Regions from separate parts of the Homo sapiens genome. Here region 2 is linked to region 1. A link is an interaction called in ENCODE POLR2A ChIA-PET data of the cell type or tissue named here. Cell type or tissue: PC-3. All regions are shown on one strand.

Evidence for each region. Peaks named below come from ENCODE experiments on the same cell type or tissue, not always from the same donor. Only the 100,000 strongest peaks of a DNase experiment are listed, where the experiment ranks them.
Region 2: POLR2A ChIA-PET joins it to region 1 with 5 read pairs; 2 of 35 experiments call an interaction of 5 or more read pairs at or near these places.

The regions. Positions count from the first base shown.
Region 1 is chr19:5,172,338-5,174,837 of GRCh38, reverse strand. No RefSeq gene overlaps it. Among named protein-coding and RNA genes, the nearest start is that of PTPRS-AS1, 4.2 kb to the left of the region's middle. RefSeq lists a silencer at 702-893 and an enhancer at 975-2,174. In PC-3, no CTCF peak of the experiment used is centred here; a DNase peak (open chromatin) is centred at 1,507; H3K27ac peaks cover 1,976 bases.
Region 2 is chr19:5,314,045-5,316,544 of GRCh38, reverse strand. All of the region lies in intron 1 of PTPRS (protein tyrosine phosphatase receptor type S), which reads left to right. Among named protein-coding and RNA genes, the nearest start is that of PTPRS, 26 kb to the left of the region's middle. In PC-3, no CTCF peak of the experiment used is centred here; a DNase peak (open chromatin) is centred at 1,094.

The sequences.
Region 1 (2,500 bases):
GCTAACTTAGCCTGTAATAATAGCTGCAGGCCAGGCCCTGGCCTGCCCTCTGGGGGTGTCTCCCAACACCCCCAGGGTTGAACATCTAATGACCACCAGGTAAAGATGGAAGAAGTGCCGGGCACAGTGGCTCATGCCTGTAATCCCAGCACTTTGGGAGGCCAAGGCGGGTGGATCGCCTGAGGTCAGGAGTTTGAGACCAGCCTGGCCAACATGGTGAAACTCCATCTGTACTAAAAATACAAAACTTAACTGGGTATGGTGGTGGGTGCCTGTAGTCCCAGCTACTTGGGAGGCTGAGGCAGGAGAATCACTTGAACCCGGGAAGCGGAGGTAGTAGTGAGCCGAGATCGCGCCACTGTACTCCAGCTTGGGCGACAAGAGTGCGATTCCGTCTCAAACAAAACAAAAAAACTTTGTTTTGGGGGCCACAGAGTAACTTGGGGAGGGTGGGTGGGGTCAGTCCAGAAAGGCGACCAGCTTGGGGAGCAACCAGAAAGGGCCCTTGCTACCCAAACACAGTTTGCTCGGGAACCACAAATCCCACACTGCTTTATTCAGCAAAGACCGCCCACATTTATCTTCTCATCTTCCAGTGAAGAAAACGACAGACATTACAGCAGCTCCATCACCCTCATCAGCTGTAGGACAAGCTGGACCGTGGTGACGAGACTTTGCTCTTTTCCCTTGGAAGGATGTTGGCATTCCTGGAAAAAGGTGCTTATACGTGTTTTGTTTGTTTGTTTGTTTTTTAGACGGAGTCTCGCCCAGGCTGGAGTGCAGTGGCTCAATCTCGGCTCACTGCAAGCTCCGCCTCCTGGATTCACGCCATTCTCCTGCCTCAGCCTCCCGAGTGGCTGGGACTACAGGTGCCCGCCACCACGCCCGGCTAATTTTTTGTATTTTTAGTAGAGACGGGGTTTTACCGTGTTAGCCAGGATGGTCTCGATCTCCTGACCTCGTGATCCGCCCGCCTCAGCCTCCCAAAGTGCTGGGATTACAGGCGTGAGCCACCGCTCCTGGCCTGTTTTTGTCTTTTTTTTTTCTTTTGAGATGGAGTCTCGCTCTGTTGCCCAGGTTGGAGTGCACTGGGGCAATCTTTGCTCACTGCAACCCACACCTCCCAGGTTCAAGCAATTCTCGTGCCTCGGCCTCCTGAGTAGGTGGGATTGCAGGCACGCGCCATCACACCCGGCTAATTTTTATATTTTTAGTACAGATGGGGTTTCACCATGTTGGGTCTCAAACTCCTGACCTGGTCAGGCTGGTCTCAAACTCCTGACCTCAAGTGATCCACCTCCCTTGGCCTCCCAGAGTGCTGGGATTACAAGCCTGAGCCACCATACCCAGCCCTCACAAGCATTTTTGAAACATGAGTTTTGAGATGATATTTCTTTGTGACATCAATAACACCACCCACACCCACAGCGGTTATTTCAGGCTTGTGTCGTGGGGAGGTTTTCAGTTACTAGCACAGCCTGGGGCCATCCCTTTGGAGCTGACAGTCTTAACTCTGAGGACAAACTGGGGTTTCTGGAAAAGAATGAAGCTTTTGCACAAATGGCTCAGTCACCAAGGGTGTGACCTTTCGCTGATTCATCATGATTTTCTTTTCCTGTTGGAGACAGAAATGGATGATTCACTGTGGAGTATATTTAAAAATTCGATCTAAATGCTTCCGATAAGATTATTTGCAGGATTTAGAAAATTTTTATTTTATTTATTTTAAGACAGGATCTTGCTCTGTCACCCAGGCTGGAGTGCAGTGGTGTGATCATAGCTCACTGCAGCCTTGAACTCCTGGGCTCAAGCGATCCTCCCGCCTCAGCCTCCCAAGTAGCTGGGACTCAGGCATGCACCATCACGCTCAGCTAATTAAAAAAAATTTAGTACAGACAGTCTTGCTATGCTGCCCAGGCTGACCTCAACCTCCTGACTTCAAGTGATCCTCCCTCCTCAGCTCTGTGAAGTATTGGGGTTACAGGTGTGAGCCCCATCACTCTCTTTTTTTTTGGAGACGGAGTCTCACTCTGTCATCCAGGCTGGAGTGCAGTGGCGTGATCTTGGCTCATTGCAACCTCCACCTCCTGGGTTCAAGCTATTCTCCTGCCTCAGCCTCCCAAGTAGCTGGGACTACAGGCGCCCGCCACCACATCCGGCTAATTTTTTGTATTTTTAGTAGAGACGGGGTTTCACCATGTTAGCCAGGATGGTCTCATCTCCTGTCCTTGTGATCTGCCCTCTTCAGCCTCCCAAAGTGCTGGGATTACAGGCGTGAGCCACCGCACTCGGCTTTCTTTCTCTCTTTTTTTTTTTTTTTTTTTTTTGATACGGAGTCTCACTCTTGTTGCCCAGGCTGGAGTGCAGTGGTGCAGTGGTGCAATCTGGGCTCACTGCAACATCTGCCTCCCAGGTTCAAGCGATTCTCCTGCCTCAGCCTCCCAAGTAGCTGGGATTACAGGCATGTGCCACCACACCCGGCTAATTTTGTATTTTTAGT
Region 2 (2,500 bases), 140 kb before region 1:
GGCGTGAGTCTGTGGTCCCAACTACTTGGAAGGCTCAGGCAGGAGAATTGCTTGAACCCGGGAGGCCGAGGTTGCGGTGAGCCAAGATCACAGCACCACACTCCAGCCTCGGTGACAGAGCGAGACTCCGTCTCAAAAGAAAAAAGAAAGAAAGAAAAAAAAACCCAATCAGCAAATCTGGGGCAAGAGGCATTCAGGAGAGCTGGACTCGGGACACAGGACTTTTCAGGAAACATGAACCATTTATTTGACTTACATTTTCCATTTACGTATGTAGTTCAGGAAAGAAAAGTGTTCAAAACCTGTGTCCAAAAGAGTATTAAAAAGCCCTTTCTCACAGTGGCTAATCTGTAATCCCAGCACTTTGGGAGGCCGAGGCTGGAGGATTGCTTGGGGCCAGGAGTTCCACATCAGGTGGGGTAGTATAGCAAGACCCTGTCTCTACAGAAAATTTTAAAAATTAGCCAGGTGTGATGGTGTGTGCCTGTGGCCCCAGCTACTGAGGAGGCTGAGGTGGGAGGGATCGCTTGAGGCCAGGAGCTCTAGACTAGGCAGGATAAGATAGGACCACCCCCCACCCCGGCCCCAGATCTGTGCAAATTTTTTAAAAAATTAACTAGGTGTAATGGCGTACAGCTGTGGTCCCAGCTACGCAGGAGGCTGAGGTGGGAGGATCGCTTGGGGCCAGGAGTTCCAGATCAGGCAGGGCAGCATAGCAAGACCCCATCTCTGCAAAAAGTTAAAAAAAAAATTAGCTAGGTGTGATGGCGTGTGCCTGTGTTCCGAGCTCCTCAGAAGGCTGAAATGGGAGGATTGCTTGGGTCCAGGAGTTCCAGATCAGGTGGGGCAACATAGCAAGACGCCATCTCTGCAAAAAACTAGCCAGGTGTGATGGCATTTGCCTATTGTCCCAGCTACTCAGGAGGCTGAGGTGGGAGGATCGCTTGGGGCCTGGAGTTCCAGATCAGGCAGGGCAACATAGCAAGACCCCATCTCTGAAAAAAATTTTAAAAATTAGCCAAGTATGATGGTGTACACCTGTGGCCACAGCTACTCGGGAGGCTGAGGCAAGAGAATTGCTTGAGGCCAGGAGGTCAAGGCTGTGGTGAGCCATGATTGTGTCACTGCATTCCAGCCTGGGTGATGGAGTGAGACTCTGTCTCAAAAAAAAAAAAAAAAAAAAAAAAAAAAAACCCTTTTCAAATAAAAATTCTCCATGAAAAGAAAATTCAGACCAATTTAAGTGGCAGGGTTTTTTATTTCTACTTTTGCAATAAAATATGGAAATTGCTGGAGATTGATAAGGGAGGGGAATAGAGAATGGGAGGCTCTGGGCGTGAGTGATGGGAGGAAAAGTCAGGGAAGGCTTCCTGGAGGAGGTGGCGGTGGCTGATCTAAGAAGTGAAGGTAGAGAAGGAGTTAACTGGGCAGTGAGGGGAGGGAAGTGTGTTCTAGGCAGATGGAACAGCATGGGCAAAAGCTTCCCACACAAGGTCTTTGTGAAGCATCAGTTGTTTCACTTTGTGGCCTGCACTGGGCCTAGTGCATAGTAGGTGCTCGCTAAATGCATCATGGTAGATATTCAGTTGGTGGGAACTGTCCTCAGTCCCAAATCTGAATGACGCCATGTGGGTGTTGCTTTCCAGCAACCACGTTCTGAATGATCCAAGGGTCAGAGGTTTGAGGTTCATCTGAAGCCCCTGATCTAAGCCCCTGATCTGAAGCCCCTGTTGAGCAGGGATAACCTGTGATGTCTCGAATCTTCAGCTCTCTGCCCTGGCTACTAACAAGGCTCTGTCCTCAGGCACAAAGTGGACTTGAAAGGTGGAGAAACAACTTGAAATGTGGAGAAACAGCTGGGTGTGGTGATTCATGCCTGTAATCCCAGGCACTTTGGGAGGCCAAGGCAGGAGGATCACATGAGCCTAGGAGTTCAAGACCAGCCTGGGCAACATAGTGAAATGCTGTTTCAAAAAAAAAAAATTTTTTTTTAAATAAATAAATAAATAAGAAAGGTGGAGAAACCCACATCAAACTGACATTAGTGAAAAGCTGGGGAGTTGATTGGCTCTTGAACCAAAAAGGCTGATGTTAGAATGGACCACCTTCAGGCATAGTTGGATCCAGGGGCTCAAACAAGATAAGCAGATCCAGAGAGATTGAGCCATTTATACCTGAGGCTGCACAGCTAAGAGGAGGCCAAATCATGATGCAGACTCTGGGTTGCTTTGAATCCAAAGTTCGTGCTGCTCAGCATGACTCAGAAGGTTGATCCAAGTCAGGGAGGTCACGACTCTATCTTACTGAGGTTCATGGAAGGGAAATGACATGCTTAAGGTCACACAGTGTTCAAGGAGCAGAGACTGGCACTGAACTCAGCTGAAGCTGTGGTCTCGATTGATTGATAGAGACAGGATCTTGCTCTGTTGCCCAGGCTGGAATGCAGTGGCTGTGATTGTAGCTCACTGCAGCCTCGACCTCCTGGGCTCAAGCGATCCTT